Linked DNA regions of Homo sapiens: all the other regions are linked to region 1. Evidence: chromatin loops called from intact Hi-C (ENCODE). Cell type or tissue: ascending aorta. All regions are shown on one strand.

Evidence for each region. A loop is a pair of places that touch in the nucleus more often than their neighbours do. Peaks named below come from ENCODE experiments on the same cell type or tissue, not always from the same donor. Only the 100,000 strongest peaks of a DNase experiment are listed, where the experiment ranks them.
Region 2: a loop joins it to region 1, with 5 times the contacts of the local background. A loop is called at or near these places in 7 of 110 quality-filtered maps.
Region 3: a loop joins it to region 1, with 2.6 times the contacts of the local background. A loop is called at or near these places in 23 of 110 quality-filtered maps.

What each region holds. Positions count from the first base shown.
Region 1 is chr4:17,443,955-17,451,954 of GRCh38, forward strand. No RefSeq gene overlaps it. Among named protein-coding and RNA genes, the nearest start is that of QDPR, 64 kb to the right of the region's middle. In ascending aorta, a CTCF peak has its summit at 3,915 (motif pointing left); DNase peaks (open chromatin) are centred at 3,932 and 5,005; H3K27ac peaks cover 1,055 bases.
Region 2 is chr4:16,029,522-16,037,521 of GRCh38, forward strand. PROM1 (prominin 1) reads right to left here. Exons shown (of 28, transcript NM_006017.3): 4 at 6,214-6,240; 5 at 3,783-3,988. Among named protein-coding and RNA genes, the nearest start is that of PROM1, 51 kb to the right of the region's middle. In ascending aorta, no CTCF peak of the experiment used is centred here; a DNase peak (open chromatin) is centred at 4,870; H3K4me3 peaks cover 826 bases; H3K27ac peaks cover 4,151 bases.
Region 3 is chr4:16,911,987-16,919,986 of GRCh38, forward strand. No RefSeq gene overlaps it. Among named protein-coding and RNA genes, the nearest start is that of LDB2, 17 kb to the left of the region's middle. RefSeq lists a silencer at 4,792-4,871 and an enhancer at 6,422-7,239. In ascending aorta, CTCF peaks have their summits at 2,409 and 4,924 (motif pointing left); a DNase peak (open chromatin) is centred at 4,946.

The DNA.
Region 1 (8,000 bases):
TTGAGTGTTTGTGGCTTTTCCAGGCACACTGTGCAAGCTGTCAGTGGAACTACCATTCTGGGGTCTGGAGGATGATGGCCTTCTTCTCACAGCTCCACTAGGCAGTGCCCCAGTGCGGACTCTGTGTGGGGACCCCAACCCCACATTTCTCTTCCACACTGCTCTAAGAGAGGTTCTCCATGAGGGCTCTGCTCCTGCAGCAAATTTCTGCCTGGACATCCAGGCATTTCCATACATCCTCTGAAATCTAGATGCAAGTTTCCAAACCTCAATTCTTGACTTCTATGTACCTGCAGGCTCAACATCACATGTAAGCCTCCCAGACTTGGGGCTTTTCCCCTCTGAAGCAACAGCCTGAGCTGTATATTGGCCCCTTTTAGCCACAACTGGGTTGCAGGGCACCAAGTTCTGAGACCGCACAAAGCAGCAAGGCCCTGGGCCCACCCCACAAAACCATTTTCCCTTCTAGGCCACTGGGCCTGTGATGGAAGGGGCTGCCATGAAGACCTCTGACATGCCCTGGAGAAATTTTCCCCATTGTCTTGGCGATTAATATCTGGCTCCTCATTACTTATGCAAATTTCTGCAGCTGGCTTGAATTTCTCTTCAGAAAATGGGTTTTTATTTTCTAACACATTGCGTTAGAAATTAGCCTGCAATTTTTCTAAACTTTTATGCCCTGCTTCCCTTTTAAACAGATGTTCTAATTTCAAATCATCTCTTTGTGAATGCATAAAACCGAATGCTTTTACAAGCATCCAAGTCACCTCTGGAACACTTTGCTGCTTAGAAATTTCTTCTCCCAGATACGCTAAATCATCTCTCTTAAGTTCAAAGTTCTGCAGATCTGTAGGGCAGGGGCAAAATGCCACCAGTCTCTTTGCTAAAGCACAGCAAGAATCACCTTTATTACAGTTCCCAACAAGTTCCTCATCTTCATCTGAAACCACCTCAGCCTGATTGTCCATATCACTATCAGCATTTTGGTCAAAGCCATTCAACAAGTCTCTAGGGAGTTCCAAACCTTCCCACATTTTCCTCTCTTCTTCTCAGTCCTCTAAACTTTCCCAACCTCTGCCTATTACCCAGTTCCAAAGTTGCTTCCACATTTTGGGGTATCTTTATAGCAGTACCCCACTCTCTGCAGTACCAATTTACTGTACTAGTCTGTTTTCATATGGCTATAAAGAACTGCCCAAGACTGGGTAATTTATAAAGGAAAGAGGTTTAATTGGCTCACAGTTCAGCATGGCCAGGAAGGCCTCAGGAAACTTACAATCATGGCAGAACTTGAGAAGCAAGGCACCTTCTTCACAATGCAGTAGGAAGGAAAACTGCCGAATAAAGGGGGAGGAGCCTCTTATAAAACCATCAGATCTCATGAGAACTCACTCACTTGTTTAATATAAACCCTTATTAAACATAACAGGAGGCCAGGTGTGGTGGCTCACGCCTGTAATGCCAGCACTTTGGGAGGCCAAGGTGGGCAGATCACCTGAAGTCAGAAGTTCAAGACCAGCCTAGCCAACATGGCAAAACCCCATCTCTACTAAAAATACAAAAATTAGCTGGGCATGGTGGTGGGTGCCTGTAATCCCAGCTACTCAGGAGGCTGAGGCAGGAGAATCACTTGAACCCAGGAGGCAGAGGTTGCAGTGAGCCGAGATCACACCACTGCACTCCAGCCTGGGTGACAGAGCGAGACTCCATCTCAAACAAAAAAAAATAAAATAAATAAAATAAAAACAACAGGGGAGTAACTATAGAGATGTGAAGAGTACACTGACGAATACTCCAGGGCCAAGGAAGAGCATCCAAGGAGAAGCAAACTTGGAAGTTGGGGCCTCCCCAAGGCTGGGATTCAGACCTTGTTGGAAAAGGTGTGGTTGCAGCCAGCAGGAAGAGGATCCCCCTCCTCCTGCAATGTTTCTCCGGTGTTCCTCTACTGAGAAAGCTTAACACCATGCTTGCTACAAAAGAGCAATGCTTAAGGCTTCACTGTGGAGCTGGTAACAAAAGGGTGAATTTGGAGCTGAGAGGTAATAAATTGATAGTTGCCACACTGACAAAAAACATACCATATAATCCTTTTTTATACCACATTTATTAATTCATCCAAAATTAGTGTTCTAGGGACCACTTTTTTTTTTTTTTTCAGTTGAAGTCTTGCTCTGTCACCCACGCTGGAGTGCAGTGACATGATCTTGGCTCACTGCAACCTCTGCCTCCTGGGTTCAAGTGATTCTCCTGCCTCAGCCTCCCGAGTAAGTGGGACTACAAGCGCACCCTACTACGTCCGGCTAATTTTTTTTCTTTTCTTTTCTTTTCTTTTTTTTTTTGTATTTTTAGTAGAGACAGGGTTTCACCGTGTTGGCCAGGCTGGTCTGGAACTCCTGGCCTCATGTGATCCGCCCAGCTCAGCCTCCCAAAGTGCTGGGATTATAGGCATGAGCCACCACACCCAGCCGGGACCACCTTGTAAAAAACACTGATCTTTGTGTGTCATGGAGGATACATTCTCAGTCTCCTCTCCCTCTTGTATGTATCCATTGTTTTTGAATTTCAAAATCTACATGTCAACAACCACATGTGGAAAATACTCTCCACTTAGGAAGGCTGCCAAGGGCCAAAAACTGGGTGTGTATATGTTTGGGCAAAATTCTGCAGCAAGATTTTTTTAGTGCAGGAAGCAAAAAAAGATTGATGAATCATTAACAAGGGTAATTGAGCAAAATATATCAACAAGTTATTGCATTTAGCGGCAATGTTATGACTATTTTCCCATTAGCCCAGATCTCTGGTTATATGGGCTTTGAAAATGCTTAAATTACACATCTCCCGAGCTGGATTTTTCTGCAGCATAGGAATAAAACTCCTAAAGCTAGAGATACAACACTGGCAGTTTTTCATACCTCACAGAAAACCATCAAGGTCTTTGTCATCCTTCAAGTACTAACTTAAAATACAGCCTTCCCAGACCCCTCCCCAACAAAGAGAACAGATCTCTCTCCCTCTGGACCCTGACTTTTTCTGTTTATGCCTCTGCTGAAGCCCTTCCCCAGGCTAACTTGTTCCGTAGCCAGTTATGTCCGCATTGTTCCCTCCCACTAGACTGTGAGCTCCTCGAGGGCAGGAGCATTCCTTCTTCATCTTGGTAGCCCCACAGCCAAGCACAGTCACTTGATGTAAGCTCCCATCGTTATTTGTTGACTCAAATTTGCTCACTTCAAGTGAAGGAAGAATGATAGTTTAAAGTCATACGACTATCATTCCTTACTTGCAAAGAAACTTGGCAACAGACAGGTGCTGAGCTGGTTTCTGCTGTAAGCAATCTTCAAGGCATTTCAAAAACGATGGTCTTCGAGGAGATTCCTTTGAGATAGGCAAAGGCATAGAATTTATTTGAGAATCCTGGAATGCAGGAAGGTTACAGGCTAACTCAAAACCCAGAAAAAGCAATTGATCATGATTTTAGACAGTAATTCTGTTGCAGCTTCTCCAGATTCATTGCTTTCCTTCCCCTCATTTCCCACCTCCAGTCTTGATTCCCCATCATTTACCAGTAGACTATTTGGCATAGTTTTAGGATATTTTGTTGGTAGCACAGAATACTTTCTACCCCATTTCAAACCTTCCCCGCGAGGCTCAATTAGTCAGAATAAACCAGATTATGAGGCAGTAACAGATAGCCCTCAAATTTAAGTGCCTTCATACCATAATAGTTTACTCTTCATGTTTGCTACATCTACTGTATGTCTGGGCAGCTCTCCAGGACAACTAAGGTCAATGCAGTAACTCAGCAAACTACATGTCCCTTGCCTTGTGGCTCTAACATCTCAAGACAAGATTGAAGAGAGTGTGTGGCAGTACCAACATCTGTATGTTCTATGCTTGGGCTCTGAAGTGAAACTGGACACATAGCTCCACCTACTGGCAAAGGACCTAGGAAATGTAATCCTCTGTGGACCCAGAAAGGAAAGAAAAACCAGATACTGATAAGCTCTGGTACTGTCTCTTCTAAGGGTTTCACAATAACTTTTTTGTTGTTGTTTTTTGGACACAGGGTCTCTCTCTGTTGCCCAGACTTGGATGCCCAGTGGTACAATCATAACCAACTTCACTGAAGCCTCAACCTCTTAGGTTTGAGCAATTCACCAACCTCAGCCTGTTGAGTAGCTAACACTCCAGGTGTGTGCCACCACCCAGCTAATTTTTTTTTCTTTTTTTTCTTTTTTTTTTTTTTTTTTTTTGGTGGAAACAGAGTCTCACTATATTGCCCAGGCTGGTCTCCAACTCCTGGCCTCAAGTGATCCTCCCACTTCAGCCTCCCAGTGTTCTGGGATTACAGGCATGAGGCACTGTGCCTGGCTCACAAGGACTTTTATAAGTTAAAAATGTGCAAGTGCTCCACCCATCAAACCCATCCCTCTTGTAAAGCAGTGCCATGAACCACTACATGCACTTGGAAGGCAGATTAGAAGGGGCAGCTTGCTGCTCCCGCCAAAGATTTACCTAAGAAGACTAAGCCAGGACCAGTCTCCTCCACATCCCCTGAAGCAGAAACCTCCCCTGCACAGATCAGAAGGGGAAAGTGCAGCCTCCCTGCCTTTCTCACCTACAGTCTTATTTATGGGGTGGTGAGGGCGGGGGGCCTGTATGCCTATTTGTTTACCAGAGGTGTTTTAGCCTAATTGGTTAGGAAAGAAACAAAGCATTTAGACAAATAATTGGCCATTCCAGGACATCCACCCTTGAAGAGTTCCCTGACAAGGAAAAGAAGATTCAAGAGTAAAGTTTGAAAGGTTTCAGCTTTCTTTCCAATGTTAGAAGAAAAACCTTAGCCAAAGTAAATGTAACAGTTGAATTGAGCAAGAATGATTCATGAATCAGCCAGCCTCCAGAGCCAGAGTAGGCTCAGAGAGTCCAGAGCAGCCATAGGGTGGAAGAAGATTTATGAACAGAAAAAGGAAAGTGACACACAGGAAACAGAAGTGAGGTATACAAACAGCTGGACTGGTGACAGCTCAGGCATTTACCTTATTTGAACACGGTTTGAACAGTTGGCACCCTTTGACTGGCCAAAACTCGGTGATTGGCACAAGAGTAGGTTACAGTCTGTTTATATCTCCGTTTAGGTTATAGTTCATGATGTACAGAGAAATCTTTAGGCTGAACTTAAAATATGTAAAGAGGCAGCTCTAGACTAAACTATTTAACACCAAATTCAATAACTAATTTTATTTTAATATAATACTTCTCTTTGCTTATAGATATTGGAATTCAACACCTCCAACAAATATTCATTGAATACTTAGAATATACCTGACTGCAGGAAATAGAAGCCCAAATATTTTTCAAACAACTATGATGTTCCAAGTTCCAAACTGTATGTTCTTTTATTTTATTTATTAAACTTTATTTTATCCTTTATTAAAGGATAAATTACTTTATCCTTTTCGCATCCTTTGACGTTCTTACGATTGCTCCCATTTTGCAGAAAAATAAACTGAGGCTCAAAGAGTTGAGCAGTTTAGCCAAGTTCAGGGCTAGGAATAGTGGGAAAATGGGCATCTCAACTACATTGGTCTGGCTTATGATAATGGAGGCCCACATATTCATTCCAAATCAATTAAAACTTAGAAGTTGTTGGTTTAACAACCATTTTTAGACTTGGTATTACTTGAAAGTATAATCAAGGGATCATTTATTCATTAGAGTAACTACAGTTCTATTTGAATAAGCTGAATTTTTTTCATGCTAATTATGTCTTTTGTGTACTATCCATTATGGCATGATGATCTTTTCAACTTCATCCACTTCCCTTTCTCTGTAATAACTCATTGAACAGAATGCAGTTCTATAAATGGTCCAGGGATGTACTCCTATCCCAGGATTTAAAAAGATAATATTCATAAGGCACTTAACAAAATGCCCATAACTAAGTAATCAGTGTATAAAGATTATTTATTTTCTTTAGTAAAGTTGCAGAGCGTTGGTCCTTATGTCGTATAGTAAGTGAAAACCTAAAAAATAAAAACCCTAATACCTGATAAGAACTGTAAATATCACAAACCTATTAGAAGTGAGATAGAGATGGAGACCATTATATGTGTCTAAAATGACGCATCTTTAGCTTCAAACACACACTCATGGGGCTTAACAAGAGCAATTGTGTGTTCACTCATAGAAAGACAACAATCAAAACAAATTTAGAAATATTCTGAAAAGTTGGGAATCTGTTGTCAAAATTATGACTAAAAGGCAAGATATAAATAGAAGTTTTATAATATTTCTTAGCTTTTTTCTGAATGAACCCTCCCTTAATACTAGATAAGCCTATTGTTTAGATTTTCTTACATTTTATTTTATGCACATTTTCAGAAGCCATTTACACAAAATTAGGATACTGCCAGTGTGTACTTTTTTTACACAATAAGTCTACTTTGTTCACTGTCTCCCCAGTATCCAAAGTAGTGTCTGGCACACAGCAGGCTCTCAGGAGGTCCTTGATGAATAAATGAATGACCAGATCTACATAGGATAATGCATGTGACAAAGAGGAAAAAAAACTTCAAAAGCTAGAGCTGAATTCCCCTTAGGGAGATAGCTGCCCTTTTGTGGATAATCCATTGTGATGGTTAATTTTATGTGTCAGTTTGCCTGGGCCATTAGATGCCCAGATATCTGGTCAAACGTTATACTGGGTGTGTCTGTGAGGGTGTTTCTGGATGAGATTAACATTTGAATCAGTACACTAAGAAAAGAAGATTGCCTTCCCTAATGTGGGAGGACCCCATCCAATCAAATGAAGACCTTAACAGGACAAAAAGTCTGAATAAAGGGAAACTTCTCCTGCTTAACTGCCTTGAGCCAGGACATTGGTCTTTTCAGGCCTTAAGACTCATACTGAAACATCAGCTCTTTTTCTTTTTAGTTATTTATTTTTAATTTTTTTAATTGACACATAATTGTACATATGTATGGCATACTTAGTGATATTGCAATACATATGTAAGGCATAGTGATCAGATCAGGGCAATTAATATAACCATCATGGCAAACATTTATCTTTTTTTTGTGTTGGGACTGAGATGGGATTGTTTCCTTGACCTCGACCCCCTTTGTGGGCAGGAACTGGAGTGGCTCATTTCACTCAGCCTGCAGTCCATGGATGGCTAACTGTTAGCAGCTCAGTGAAGGGTCAGAGTGATAGCCTCCTGCACCTGTCCTTTTTGACACCTGAGTTCTTGTTCGGTATCCAGGAAGAATCAGGTCACATGAACTATTTGAAGGGTAGTGTATGTGGAGGATTTTACTGGGTGATAAAAGTGGCACTCAGTGGGATGGGGAATTGGAAAGGGGGTGGTATGGGAAGAAGATGATCTTTCCCTGAAACTGAACCATCTGAAGTTAACTGCGTCTCCATAGTCTCTGATGCTCAGCTGCTTGTATCCCCAAAGTTCACCAACTTGTATCTCCGAGGCTCAGCAGCTTGCATCCCCAACCACTTGCACCAGCCACTTGTGTTGCTCTGCCAGACGAAGTCTTTTTATGGGCACAGGATGGGGGTGGGGAGGGCCAAAAAGGCAATTATTTGAGCAGAAAAAATGAGGTCAGCTGCTTTCACTTAGGGCCCAGGTTCCAGGCTTGAGGGTGGAGGTTAGCCAGGACCCAGCAATTCTGTATCAGGAACATTCAATGCTCTCTTTCTAGCTATTTGAAACTATATAAATTATTGTTAACTATAGTCATTCTACAGTGCTGTGGTAAACTAGAACTTATGCCTCCTATCTAACTGTAATTTTATAACCTTAACCAATCTCTTCCTATCCCCCTTTCTCTTTACGCTTCCCACCTTCTAGTCTCCTCTGTTCTATTTCTTACTTCTATGAGATCAACTATTTTTTAGCTTCCACATATGACTGAGAATATGTGGTGTTTAACTTTCTGTTCCTGACTTGTACTTAACAACATAATTTCCTCCAGTTCCATCCATGTTG
Region 2 (8,000 bases), 1.4 Mb before region 1:
GCATAAACATATGTCAGTGTCTACGGAATTCTCACATTCCACAGCTGCCTCTGGGAACCCTCAGAGAAAGAACATGCCCACGTAGATTGCACATCTGCTAGGGCATCTTTCTCCTTAACACCTATGTCTTCCCTTCACCCCCTAAAGAAAAGATTTACATTTTTTAAAATAAAAAAGGATGCTCAAAACTAACTTGAAAACCAACTGCATTTAATTGTAATATTTTGAGCCACAAAATGAAATTGAGTCCAATAAAAGGCAGGTGGACTGCTCTGGGTTTCTGAAAGAATTTTTTAAAAATCACATGCAAAGATTATTTCTCAATAGTGTCCCATCTCCGCTGAAGTCAATGTCAGCTAGAGGCCCTGCATTAAACAAGAGAGAGTCCACTCTCCTATCTTTCCCTCCACTTCCTTTCTTTCCCTTTCTGCCTTCCAATTTTGTTGACATTCTTGTCCTTCTTATTTTTATCTAATCTTCTGATTTTGTTGACATTCTTTCTTCTCCTGTCTAACTACTCATAATAGAGAAATCTTAACTTTCCCCAGGTCTTTAATCCTCCTGCCTAGCTTGGATTACTTGCAAACAATATGTAGGTATTATGCAACTCATGATGTTTAAGGTATTTGCAAACCAGTGGGGGTTTCAAAAGGAAGCCATTAAAATAGCTACCGTAAATCAAAAAGTTCAAGGCAAAGAAGCTTAAATTCTCATCAGAATTTAAAGTGAGAAAAAAAAATTCACACACTACTCTTATTTAAGCCTATTTATAATTTATACATAAATTCAATGTGCTATATGAAATCAAATTAGTTTTAGTTTTGTCACAATCTCAGTTGATCAATTTTGGTTTAATTATATTGAAATCTAAAATTACAATTTTCACATTAATGTTTTACTTGGGTGGGGAAAAAAATTGTTTTAACTGAATGTGTAGGAGGGTATAGAATCACAGCATGCATTTTTAAAAAGAATTTTCTAAATTAAAATATACTTAGAAAAAACATATATTGATTTGATAGGTCTGAGTTCTCAAGAATTAACAAAACGGTAGCTTTCATTTTATATATAAATGGAAGCCAAGTTTATTTTTTACTTTGTAGCTTTATTGTTGATATATTTTGGCATTTTCAACATAATGTAAATAACTCAATCAGCTGAGAGTGAACTATAACATGCATAACACATAACTATATGTAATGCAAATAAAAGTTCAATTTTGAAAAAGAAACCCATTGTAGTGGCTAGGCACGGTGGCTCACACCTGTAATCCTAGCACTTTGGGAGGTCGAGGAGGGCAGATCATTTGAGGCCAGGAGTTTGAGACCAGCCTGGCCAACATGGTGAAACCCCGTCTCTACTAAAAATACAAAAATCTGCCGGGCCTGGTGGCGCATGCTTGTAATCCCAGCTACTAGGAAGGCTGAGGCACAAGAATGACTTGAACCCGGGAGGCGGAGGTTGGAGTGAGCTGTGATAGCGCCACTGCACTCCAACCTGGGTGACACAGCGAGATTCTGTCTCAAAAAAACAAAGAAACCCAATATATTGGAAACCGATTATTACACATGTAAACACTTATTCAGGTAAATAAATAACTACATTCAATAAAGAATTTTCCTGAAATTATACTATATGTATTGACATCAAGTGAAAATTATTAACTTGTTAAATAAGTAATCATTCTAACTAGAAGCCCTAAGGGCAATATTTTCAGATGATGCTTTCACATCCGAGTCTCATCTTTGAGGTCCAGGGTGTATGGAGCGGGTAAACATGGCTGTGCAAGTGTCTAGACAAATGTGGCGTGTAAGTTTCAGGCTTACAGGAAACACACCAGGGATCCCTGGTGGGTTTGACAGGTTTCAGGGCTGTAACCGAGATTCTTCTGGTAGCTGAAAAAGAGGTAACTACCCCTATAACTAGGAGTCTGTGCATTCCTTAGAGTATATCAAATACAAAGCAGAGAGAGACAGGGACATTTGGAATGACCACTACTGACCTGATCCCAAACTGCCTCTCAAAATCAAATGTGAAAAAAATAGCAAGGATCAAATGATTTTTGGAGACACAGAGAAAGAGACAGACAGTGACAGAAAAATACAGAGAGGCAAGGAGAGACAGAAAAGGGAAGAAAAGAGAGAGAGAGAGGGAGAGAGAGATTGACAGGCAGAGATGCCCACACCCCAATGTCATGGAGACAAAACAAGTAACTCTCAGGCTAACCAACAATGCATGAAGTCAGCTAACACATTCACTTGGATCTTGTTTACACACATATATAGTTAAGGTCGATTATTCCACTATTATGAGCAAAAGTATGTCTTTGCTTAAATAGTCACTGCCCTGGAGTAAGTGGTAATGCATTGGCCTTTGTCTGTTGTGAAGATTTTTTTTGTCACTGTTCAAGTTTCAGTTAAGTTAATTCAATAGGTAATACCCGAGCCTGGTACATAATCAAAAGAGACAAAAAGCCCAGCTACAGCAAGAAATGAGTTTCCTTCCTTCCCCTCCACAACCCTCAATTTCCTTTCCAGAGGCAACCACTGTTGCCAGTTTCTTGTCAACCCTTTCACATCCCATCTGCTCTATAAAAATATGACCCAGTGCTTGTGTCTCCTTCCTGATCTTTTTTTTTTTTAACATAGTTACCATGTTCTACACATGGTCTGCAACCTGCTTTTTCACTTCATCTGTCATGGTGACTGGTATCAACAAATCCAGAGCTGCCCAGTCCTCTTCAATGGGTACACTGCATTCCAATGAGTGGTCACCCTAAGCCATACACATCTTATCAGACCCCTGCTGGTGGCCACACTTAAAGGCTTTCCTTCTTGGGTTTGCAGCTAGAACTCCAACTCACAGGACTTACTGTTTTCTGTTAAAATTCCTGAATATCACTTCCTTAGTAAAACTTGAAAAAAATCTTACGGCTACTGAGCACGTGTGGTGTTTGGAGAAACAACAAAGAGAATGCTGTTGGCCAACCCTTGCTGTGCCTTCATGTCATAGGCACATTGATTTCTGCTGCTGCATGAAACAGTGGCGGAATGAATGAGGAAATGTGGAACAATAACCAAGCAACATAACAAGGGAACACTGCTGTGGCGCACTCATCTTCAGATGAGCAATCTAATTTGGACTCGAAAAAACGTCATCTTAAAAGCAATGTATTTCTGATCTGCCAGTCAACTGGAAAACTTTTGAAAGCAGCAGACACTGCAGCAGAAATACCCTAAATCGTGAAGTGTGTTCCAGACTTAAGGGAGGGTAGCGGATTAACAGCACATAAAAGAAAAATGAGTTTATTATTAGAAAGTCAATTGCATTCTACAATATTTTCAAATTTCCAAATTCAGGGACTGCATCAGTCCATCAAGATTCCTTTGGACTCAACTAGCAAATCAACTTGCAGATCCATCTCTCTTTTCTGCATGCTGCCTGCCTGCAAATAGCTAATTAAGAGGAGTCTGCTGTGCTGGGAGGTAAGTCCTTTCTGCAGTCCAAGATTTCTCAGGATACCTTCAAGAGGAAAAAAATACCAAAGGGCTGGCTCATCAGCTCAGCTGGGGCAGCTTCATTACAACGCTAATGTCTGATGATAATGAGATCCTTTCGAATCACTCTAGACAAGCGCTTGTGCTCTCTCTTTTCTGTTTGGTGGGTTTTTTTTTCATTGTTGCTATTTTGTTTAGTTTTAAACTCATGGTTTAACCATAAAAATGTGAGACACTCTTCATCAGCCTAAAACACAATCAGTTGTTGTCCAATATTGTACTTGCCTTATTATTATACAAATCACCAACAGGGAGATTGCAAAGCATTTCCTCAGGAAGGGCCCATTTTCCTTCTGTCGCTGGTGCATTTCTCCACCACATTTGTTACAGCAACGACACATACAAAAGAAATACCCCACCAGAGGCATCAGAATAATAAACAGCAGCCCCAGGACACAGCATAGAATAATCCCTGCTTCATAGTAGACAATCTGCAATTCAAACAAAAGAAACAGCACATATTGTAGCACAAAATAATAAGTAGAACATTCCATGGTGTACAAAGTTCTTTTTTTTTTTTTTTTTTTTTGAGACAGGGTCTCGCTCTGTTGCCCAGGCTGGAGCGCAGTGGCGCGATTTCGGCTCACTGCAACCTCTGCCTCCTGGGTTCAAGCGATTCTTGGGCCTCAGCCTCCCGAGTACTGTATTTTTAGTAGAGACAGGGTTTCACCATGTTGTCCAGGCTGGTCTTGAACTCCTGGCCTCAAGCAATCTACCTGCCTCAGCCTCCCAAAGTGCTGGGATTACAGGTGTAAGCCACCGCACCTGGCCATGTTTCATTTTTTTAACCTATCTGCCATCATTAGTTGAATCTGAATGTGTACATATATATATATATATATGTATGTATTTTTTTCCATTTTGAAACTCCTTTTTGAAACAGAGGAAGCAGAGAATTGAGTAATTAAATACATGGCCAAGTGGTTACTGGAAGATGTCTTTCAACCCCTAGGAAGATGTCTAAATGCTAGTTTGAGCTGCAAATGGTTTAATTTTAACCCCAAAGGTATTTTGTTTGTTTTTAAATGGATCAATAAATCTTGGCAGGAGTACTTGCATAACAATCTACATATAAGGCGCTTTGCACACTGCAAAAATAGAAGTTAAAGATTCAAAGCACTTTGGATTGGCTGGCAAACAATTACTCAAGAATCTGGAATGTATCTTAATTTAGAAAAAAGGCTCAGACTCTAAGTCAGGCACGTTAAACACAGGCCAGTCACAAGGTTCCTCCTCTGATACACTGGAAATAATAATACGTACCTTGTCAAGTCATTGTGAAAATTAGAGATAACGCATGATTAGAAATAATGTGACAAAGGACCAAGCACTGAGTAGACACTTACTAAAGGTGCCTCTCATGCCATGCCCAGGAGCCAGATCCACAGTGAAGGACCGACCTTGGCAGTCCGTGTCTCAGACGGTTCCTGAGTTCCTAGGAACAGCACAATTTCTAGATACAATCATGTGACCTAAACATATTTTCATAATCACTGCTGACTTTATTCCGGGATAAACGAAAATTAATGCAACTAGATGATGAAACTTGATGTCATTCCAATTCATGCATGTAGCTGCTTATATTTCTAAAGAATGGCAGAAAATTGCAAGTTGGCAGTTTGCAACTAAATGGACAATCTAGACAGCTGCGAATTCTGAAGCCAAGCTGAGCAAAGGAAAATAAAACACGAGTCTTGTTCCTGGGAGCAAATGTGATGTCTTGGAGGAGAGACCTGCTTTACATCCCAGCAGGGGGCTTCCAGGTCCCTAAAGTGGATGGTGTCACATTAGCATTAACTTCATAAACATATTGTGAGGGACAAATAACTAAATGACTGAATGTGAAAACAACTAGCCAAGTGCCCAGCACACAGTAGATATTCAATAAATGGTAGTTAACTCTATGAGCAAATGCTCAAGACTAGTAAATCTGGTGCATCTGGCACTTGAATATTATCTACTTCCATATTAAGATTAAATTGCTTAAAAAAAAGAGTGGCTGAATCTTGCTGGGTTCATCAAGTATGTGCTCACGCTTAAGCTAACCCCCATCCCATGTCCACGAAGAGGCATTATTAGGGGACTTAACCCTTCCTCGAGGACCAATACCACTTGTCAGTTAAGAAACCAGCCCAGACATTCCAAACTCTTACTTACGTATTTTTCCATCATTTCTCAGCAAATATTCTAAATTGTTTACTATTTTAAAGAAATGTAAATTCTATCTGAATTCCAGGAGACACTGAACCAAAACCCAGGAGAGAAGATATATTGAAATGTTTTAAATGCACTAATTTTAGCTTTAAATACAAATTGTACATTTGATAACACAGCCTTTCTAATGTTACTGACTAAATATCAGGCAGTATCAGGAACAAGATACGGCATTTCAAGAGTTCACTTCTAGGCCGACTAGACGAAGGCCTGTCACTACTTAAACTGTTTTTTGATACACCAAGATCTTCCAGTGCTTTGTTGATTGTGTTGAAGATCAACATGTAAATATTACAGAGATATCTTTCTTCAAAGAGAAGGTTAAAAGTGATGGTAAAAACAGAAATGAAACGGATCATTTAAAAATCTTCACAGTGAGGATGACAGTGAAGAACAGAAAGGCTTTCCAAGAGCAACTTGAAATAGCAGACAAGGACTTTACCTTTAGACCTAAGATTACAGTTTCTGGCTGTAGAAGTCAACGCAGGTGAGGAATTTTGGCAGAGGCAGCATGCATCAAGAAAACAGACAGAAAAAGTTATGAGTGATCAACCATAACCAAGAACATTCATATCCCACAAGGAGGAAATTGGGTGATAGAAGGATAAACATGAGAAAGGAATATAAAACTTGAGTGTGAATTCAAGAAACAGTGTTTTAAGTTGCTCTGAGTTCTGAAATTTACATTTGCATTTACATTTGGATTTCCCAAAAGGTTCTTAATCCGTATGCTAATCGGTTACGCAAAGGAGAATTAGAGGGGAAGTTACAAATGCTTAACACACTAACCATGTGATCTTCATAAAATAGAGAATCAGATCTGAGAACTCCAGAACCAACGGCAGCATCTTCCCAAGTGCCCTTTTCTAAAATAAAAATCTGATGGTGTTATTCCCATGCTTAAAGCGATCAACGGATTCCCACCATTTTTATTCCAAACATCTCAATGTTTGATTTTAAATGTCCTTTCGTGGCAAAATAAAATTAGGTGGCTCTATGTCATTTTCTAGATCACTTTTTTGAAATATTCTGGTCCAGGAAATCTAAAAGTGTAGAAACTATTGCCTCAGCTGGCAGATCTTCACAGCTCTGAGGGAACACCATTTGTGATGGGAATCACTTTTAAATGAGGCATCCAAAATACTGGGACTGGGGGGCAGTTCAGATATACCTGCCTCTGGGGTCACACAGGGCATTTTAAATGATCCCGGTCTCCCTTTCTTGGGGAAGGGGCACGCAGGCTTGTTACCAACCAGGGCACAAGCTCCCAAGCTCACCAGACACAAAGAAGCACCTCACAGTGTGTGTTAAAGAAAAACATTGACTCCTGGGCTCCTCTGCTACAGCACATGAGTCAGAAGATATGGGTAAGACCAGGAATCTGTGTTCCCTGAGCCTCCCAAATAAACGACTTGCCCTGGAGTCATTGGTGTAGGGTCTGCTTCAGGGGGAACCAACCCAACACACTCAGCCTTTATCAGACTAAATCTAGTCAGAAAGCCCTCCTCTAGATGTGGCCTGGATCCTTTGGTGCCTTTGTTTAATTAACCTCTTTCTTTGGATAATGGTAGAAAGCATGGTCCAGTTCCACATCTAGAGTAGGAATCAGCTCATTCATGTGGGCTCAGTTCTGCATCTTCTCTCCACTGCACCCCCACCCAGAGTTTTTATTCATTTGCAAAGGCAAGGAAAGAGAGCAGGAGCCAGGGGTATAAACCAAGGTTATGGGAGTGCCAAATCTAATACCAAGTCAAGCACAAAGACCCTGCCAGGGACGGTGGCAGCCCAGCTCCAGCTCAGACTCACAGGTTCCTCAAGGCCACCTAAGGGTCTCAGGACCTCGTTCTCCAAGTCCCGGATCCCACTGAAGCACTGCCCCTACTCTCATTCCTTGGTTGGCATTCGGGCTGGCTAAGCATGTTATGCTAATTTTGAATATAAATATAAAAGCAACTGTCATTTTCTTCCCCCCAGAGATACAGGCCGACGTGACAATCACATTGGGAGATATAAATGAAGCCTGTGGCACTGAGGAATGAAAATGCTTTCCACGGTGCTGGGGAAGGCTGTGAGCCCTGGGAACAGCTCAGTTCATCTTCCACACAGTCTTCCCTTGCTGAATGTAAACAGCCTCTAGATAAGGCTTTCCTCTTCTGCATTTACTTTTCTCTTGAGTATAATTTTCTTGCAAGTTAAGAATATGATGAGGCCATTTGTAACTACCGTATC
Region 3 (8,000 bases), 530 kb before region 1:
GCAGGAGAATGGCGTGAACCCGGGAGGCAGAGCTTGCAGTGAACCGAGATTGCACCACTGCACTCCAGCGTGGGTGACAGAGTGAGACTCTGTCTCAAAAAATAAATAAATAAATAAATAAATAAATAAATAAATAAATAAAGTAGAAAAAGGGATTCAAAGCTTAGGGAGATGGAATGTTAGGGTGGATTCACCATTTAAAACCGACTCACTCACACTGGAAGGGTCCTAAGACCCTACCACCACAACTGTGAGAAATAAACTTATGTGAGGAGCCCCAGCATCCTTGGAAAATCATCCCACAGTTGTTTTTCTATACAGCGCAGGCCTTACAGCGGAACTTCAGTTACTGAATTGGGAAACCTAAATGCAATGGGTGTAATTGGATCCTGGGGTGGCAGGGTCCACACGGCAGCATCAACCACCCGAGGCCAGGTGAACGTGGTCACTGTCTGGCACAGCAGAGTCAAAGCAGCCCTCAGAGCAGTCTGACTCACACTGACCTGTGGGGCTGACTAATTGATCATGCTGTTCCTAGAAGTGAAATAGACAGGAAACCCACTGAATTCTTACTTAATGTATATAAGCAAATTCTAGGTTGAGCGAACAAAAGTCTAACTTGAATCATAGAATCAGAGAGTCATGGCTCTTCAATTCACTCAAGGGGAGGCTGGTGTTGTGGGGCTACATGGAGATTTCCCTTCTAAGGCAGAGAACGCTTTGATGCATCTGGCCCCACACCTGCAAGTGAAAAGGAGACACAATGCCTGATAGGCCTCTATGGAGTTTGGAGGCAGTATATTTCTCATTTGGGTGCATTAGTCCAACTCATTTACTGGGTGAACCAAAAAGCTGCTAATTTGAGGGGCACAGAACAAGAGAAGTCTCTGCAGCAGGTCTTGGCTGCTGTGCAACCTGCTCTGCCACTTGGACCATACGATCCAGCAGATTCAATAGTGCTTGGTGTCTCCGTGGCAGATGGGCAAGGAATGCTGTCTGGAGCTTTAGCAGGCCCATTAGGTGGATCACAGCACAGGCCCTCGGGATTTTGAAGCAAGACCTGCCATCCACTGTGGTTAACTACACTTGTTTTGAGAAATAGCCCTTGGCCTGCTACCAGGCCTTAGTAGAGACTGAACCATGAGCCAGCAAGTCACCATGGGACCTGAGTTGACCACAAGGAATTGAGTGTTAGCTGGCCTATCAAGCTATAAATGGAGGCGTGCACAGCAACACTCCATTATCCAATGGAAATGGTGTATACATGATGGGGTCTGAGCAGGTCGTGAAGGCACAAGTAATTTACATGAAGTGTCCCAAATGCCATGGTCGCCAGTTCTGCTACACTGCTTTCTCTTTTCCATTTTGGACTTATGACCTCATGGGGGGTCCCCTACAATCAGTTGACAGAGAAAGAGAAGGCTTGGAACAGGTTTACCGATGGTTCTGCATCATGTGCAGGCACCACTGAATGTGGACAGCTGCAGCACCACAGCTCTTTCCTGGGGCATCCTGAAGGACAGTGGTAGATGGAAATCCTTCCAGTGGGCAGAATTTTAAGCAATGCATCTGGGTTTTTTTTTTTTGCCAGGAAGAAGTAACAGCCAGATATGCGATTATATACACTTCATGGGCTGCATCTATTGGTTTGGCTGGATGATCGGGGACTTAAAGAGATCGTGGTTGGAAAACTGGTGACAAGGAAATCTGGGAAAGAGATATGTGGATAGACCTCTTTGAGTGGGCATAAAACATGCAGATATGTTAGTTCCACGTGAATGCTCATCAAAGGGTGACCCCAGCAGATGAGGGTTTTAATAATCAAGTAGATAGGGTGATCCAGTCTGTGAGTACCAGTCAGCCTCTCTTCCCAGGCAACCCTATCTTCACCCAATAGGCTCATGTACAAAGTGACCATGGTGTCAGGGATGGAGGCTATGCATGGACTCAGCAACATGGACTTCCACTCACCAAGGCCAATCTGATTATGGCCTCTGCTGGGAGCCCAATCTGCCAGCAGTAGAGACCAACACTGAGTCCTCAATATGGCACCATTCCTTGAGGTGATCAGCTTATCACCTTGTGGCAGGTTGATTACATTGGACAATTTCCACCATGGAAGGGGCAGTGTTTCATTCTTAATGGAATAGATGCTTACTCTGGAGATGAATATGTCTTTTCTGCTGCAATGCTGCTGCCAAAATTACCATCCATGGACTTACAGAATGCCTTATCCATCGTCATGGCATTCTATAGAGTATTTCTTCTGATCAAGGAACTCACTTCAGAAGAAAGTGTGGTACTGGGTGCATGTTCATGGAATTCACTGGTCTTACCATGTTCCCCACCATCCTCTAGCAGCTGCACTGATAGATCAGTGAAATGGCCTGTTGAAAACTCAGTAACAATGTCAGCTAGGTGGCAGTACCAGGCAGGGCTGGGGCAAGGCTTTCTAAAAGACTATGTAAGTCTCTCAGTCAGCATCCAGTATATAGTACTGTTCCTCCTATAGCCAGGATTCATGGGTCCAGGAATCAAAGGGTAGAAATGAGAGTGTCACCATTCACTATTACCTTTAGGGACCCACTAGCAAAATTTTTGCTTCCTGTTCCTGCAACCTCTTCTCTGCTGGCCTAGAGGTCTTAGTTCCAAAGGGAGAAGTTCTTCCATCAGGAGACACAAAAATGATTCTTTTGAACTGGAAGTTAAGACTTCCAGCCATTTAGGGCTCCTCAGGACTCCAAATCAATCAACAGGCAAAGAAAGGAGTTTTTGTACTGCCTGGAGTGAGTGATCCTGACTTCCAAGGGGAAACTGAACTGCTACTCCACTATGGATGTATGGAATGTAGGAGATTCCTTAGCATGTCTCTTAGTGTCACCATGCCCTGTGATTAATGTCCATGAAGAGTGACCCAATCCAGGAAGGACTACAAATAGCTCAGGACCTTCATAAATGAAAGTTTGGGCCACCCCAACAGGTAAAGAACCACAGCCAGCTGAGGTGTTTGCTGAAGGCAAGAGGAATACAGAATGGGTAGTGGAAAAAGGTCATTATAAACACTGGCTACAGCCATGTGACCAGTTACAGAAATGAAGGCTGTCATTGTCATGAGTATTTCTTCCTTATTTTGTTACGAGTATGTCTGTGTGTGTGTATGTGTGCATTAAGCAAACGTTGTTTTCTTCCCTTTCTTATTTTCTTATCACATATTATAAGATGTGTTGACTTTATAATATAGTATTTAATATTATTAACTACATCATAATTTATAAGTCATAAAATATCAAGCAGAAGAGTTAACATCACTCAAGGACTTTATTTCCTCCTCTGTGGAAGGGGTTAGTGCATTTCTGGTTTTACACATGATAGTTGTATAACATTTGGTGGAATTTTGACCTTTTAATTCTGTTTATTTGGAGAATAAGTATGATTTAAGAGGATGTGTGTGGGTGCCAAGTTGACAAGGGGTGGACTTGCGATTGTTAATTCTATGTCAACTTGACGGCCATGGAATGCCCATGTATCTGATTAAGCATTATTTCTGGGTGTGTTGGTGAGAGTGTTTCTGGAAGAGATTAGCATTCGAGTTAGTGGACTGAGTAGCGCAGATGGCCTTTCCCAATGTGGGTGGGCATTATCCAGTCACTGAAGGCTTGTATAGAATAAATGGTGAGCATTAACTAAATCACGTATCATGACTGTGTAAGATGTTAACATTAGGTGAAGCTTGGTGAAGAGCATACAGCAACTCTCTGTACTATTTTTGCAACTTTTCTTTAAGTCCAAAATTTACGCAAATGTAAATTCTAAGTCACACAACATGGTGCCATAAAAGATAAGTGTGTGTATAAATCCTATACACACACTTATTTTTTATGTTTGGCACAAACATTTCGAGTGATGTTTAACAGAAAAATACTCATTTATATTTGCTTTATTTAAAGATAAAACTTGCGGTTGTCATTTACTTTTCTAGTTCAGGGAGTAAGTGGGTTACCACCGCTCTCTCAGTCGCTGAATGACATTAATTTTGCCTTTGGAGTATTTATTACAGCAGTGTGTTTCCTCAAACAAGTTAAAAATTTTGGAATCCCTTTTATTCACCATGTAAATGGCAACACGGTTGTCTTAGAATTCCACAATGTGTCAAGCTTCAGTAGTCAACATGGTCAGTGACCCAGATCTTACACCACATTCCCTTGTGAGGAAGATATTCTTCTGAGCCTAAAATGTTGAAGACGTTTCTCTTTTGCTGCTGAGGTCTTCATACCAGCTTGTTTCCTTCAACCCCTGCTATGCTAAACTCTAAGGCACAATCCCAATTATTTTGCTTTATGTGAATTTCAATGTGTTAGTTTCCCTAGTTTAAAAAATAAGCTCCTCATCTACTGGAACTTGGTTTGACTGCACATTTTTCTTTCCAGTGTGTTTACTGCAGAAGAATTTGAGCCATACATTTTAGTTATTTATAGGACTCTGCTTAAGGTTATGGTGAAATTGAACAATTTCCCAAGATTCAGGCTGTGGGTTTTGGGGAGGGGGCTGTGAGATTGGTCCGGAGAATCCTGCTTTGGGAACTAGATCATCACTCAATGGGGAGGGGACAATGGCCCTACAGATTGGTGTGGTCAGTATATGGACAACAGAAAGTGGCACGCCGACCCTCATATCTGGAGTATGATTGCTTATTTAGAATCAAACAATGAAAACAAACAAAATCAAAGAGATGACATGAGCAGATCCATTGATAACCCGCCTTTTTAAAAACGACACAAAGTTCCGGCCCTCTTTCCCCAGTCAGAACAGCCGGTTTCCCTCCTGTACATTCCCTGCCCTTATAGCAGGTAATGGCCTGAATGCACGGTGATTTCCCTTGAGCAGGGGCGGTACCTGGGGAGCTTGCGTTGTGACTGCCTCAGCGCCTCCTGTCTCCCTCTAGTGGCAGCCTCAGGGAGGGCAAGCATACGAATGTAAATTCTAAATCACACCACAGGGTGTCCTTGTTTAAAGTTCTCCAATGTCTCCTTATCACTTAGAATAAACCCTAGCTATCTACCAGTCTCTGTGAGGCCACTCACTATTGGACCCTGTGTACATCTCTGAGCACGTCCATGTCTTTCCTCTTCCCAGTTCTACCGCCTTCCTTCTGACTTCAAATACGCCAAACTAGAATTCCCTTTAAGGTCTTTGTACTTGCTTTTTACTCTCTGGGATTCTCTTTTGCCCAGACTCTAAGCCTACCTTCTGATCATTATTCAGGTTTCAGCTTAAACACCACCTCTTCATCGGAGTCTTCCCTAATGACCCAATCTACAGAAACCCACTTTCTTCATTGCACAGCCATATTTTATTAGTTCTTCATGGAATTCACCAACGTGGTGAAACTCTGTCTCTACTAAAAATACAAAATTAGCCGAGGGTGGTAGTGCACGCCTGAAATCCCATCTTCCTGGGAGGCTGAGGCAGGAGAATCGCTTGAATCTGGGAGGCAGAGGTTGCAGTGAGCCAAGATCACACCATTGCACTCCAGCCTGGACAATAAGAAGGAAACTCTGTCAAAAAAAAAAAAAAAAAAAAAAAAAGGCGGGGAGGATATTTAAAGAAGGATATTCTTTTTTTTTTTTTTTTTTTGAGACAGAGTCTCGCTCTGTCACCCAGGCTGGAGTGCTGGAGTGCAGTGGCGCGATCTCAGCTCACTGCAAGCTCCGCCTCCCGGGTTCACGCCATTCTCCTGCCTCAGCCTCTCCGAGTAGCTGGGATTACAGGCGCCAGCCACCTCGCCCGGCTAATTTTTTATATTGTTAGTAGAGATGGGGTTTCACCGTGGTCTCGATCTCCTGACCTCGTGATCCACCCGCCTCGGCCTCCCAAAGTGCTGGGATTACAAGCGGGAGCCACCGCGCCCAGCCAAAGAAGGATATTCTGATAATATTGCAATGGGAAAAAAATCTCTATGGGAAATATATTCCAAAGTCAAGCATAAGACCTGGAAGTCAATGGAGAAAGAATTGATAATTATGGCAATGAAATTATCGTTTGTATAACACAGTGAGCCAAGTTAAGAGATAAATAAAACATTTGGTGGCAATATTTGCAAAATAAATGAATAAAGATTAATAGCCTTAATTTTTTTAAAATGTATATCTCAATAGGAAAATGAAAACAATCCTATAGAAAATGAACATTAGATATAAACCAACAATTCACACAGTACAAATCACCACTGAGAATATGGAAAGACATTCAACCTCACTTATAATCAAGAAAATGAAAATCAACATAAAATGCTGGTTTCTGTTAGATTAATAACAGAAAAAATTCACGTCTGTCAGAGAAGTAGAGGAATGGCCATAGTAATCACTGGGGAAGAGTGTGAATGGGTCCTGTCCTTTTGGAAGACAATTTGTCAGTGTCCACCAAAATGTATAATGCACATATACAATAATTTCACAGTTATGTATTTTGTAATAACTGACATTTCTTTGACTATAAGTGAGATTAAGTATTTTCATGACAATCATTCATCTGTATATTTTTCTATTCTGAACTTGCCTGCTTATGGCCTTTGCCTGCTTTCCTACCATTAGATCATTAGCTGAGTAAGAGGTGGGGAGGAAAGGAAGCACAAAAAGGCCCCTAAAATATACTTCCTCATACGTGAGCTGTTGAACTCCTTCATCATTTCACTTTCAATAGTGGAGCCAGTGGAGGCAATAATATAATTACAATCATTTCTTAGTAGTGGCTGTCAGGCCTCTGAGCCCAAGCTAAGCCATCACATCCCCTGTGACCTGCAAGTACACATCCAGATGGCCTGAAGTAACTGAAGAATGACAAAAGAAGTGAAAATGGCCTGTTCCTGCCTTAACTGATGACATTACCTTGTGAAATTCCTTCTCCTGGCTCATCCTGGCTTAAAAGCTCCCCCGCTGAGCAACTTGTGACACCCCCTCCCCACCTTGCCCCTGCCCGCCAGAGAACCCCCTTTGACTGTAATTTTCCTTTACCTACCCAAATCCTATAATATGGCCCCACCTCATCTCCCTTTGCTGACTCTCTTTTCGGACTCAGCCCGCCTGCACCCAGATGAAATAAACAGCCTTGTTGCTCATACAAAGCCTGTTAGGTGGTCTCTTCACGGGGACAGGAGTGAAAGTGGCCCCACCCCCAGAAACTTGCAATCCTTTATTACTTGCTACAAAGATGAAATAATTGCATTTAAATATAAGAAGATCGAACTTAGCATGCATTCTTTAATTCAGTTAGCAAACATTTATTGACTACCTACATTTGCCAGGGACTGTTTCCTTTATCCTTCCGCAACCCTTTTTTCGCCCACTCTTACGTATAAAATATATACAACCTCTTTTTTTTTTTTTTCTTTTTTTGAGATGAGTCTTGCCCTGTAGCCCAGGCTGGAGGGCAATGGTGCAATCTCGGCTCACTGCAACCTCTGCCTCCCAGGTTCAAGCGGTTCTCGGTTCTCCGGCCTCAGCTTCCCGTATTTCTGGGATTACAGGCGCACTCCACCACACCTGGCTAATTTTTTTTTTCTGTCTTTAGTAGAGACGGGGTTTCACCATGTTGGCCAGGCTGTCTCGAACTCCTGACCTCGTGATCCTCCCGCCTCAGTCTCCCAAAGTACTGGGATTACAGGCGTGAGCCACTGCGCCTGGGGTGTACAACCTCTTAAGAAGCAGTGGCATGGCAGAGGAATCAAAGCCAGCCATCAGAGTCCACAAAAAAGGTGATCAAGTTTTCCTTCTGAGCAAGAAGGGAAATTGTGTTATTAAAATTTAAAAAGCAGAATCTTGAAAACTTGAAAATTCTACAATTTTTTTAAAAAGTTAACAAAATTCTACGTGTATTTATAGCTTTTTTGCCCATCTTTGCTAAAATATATATGTGTGTGTGTATATATATATATATATATATATACACACACACACATAAACATTTATATGTGCATATTTATATGAATGAATTTAGACAAGAAA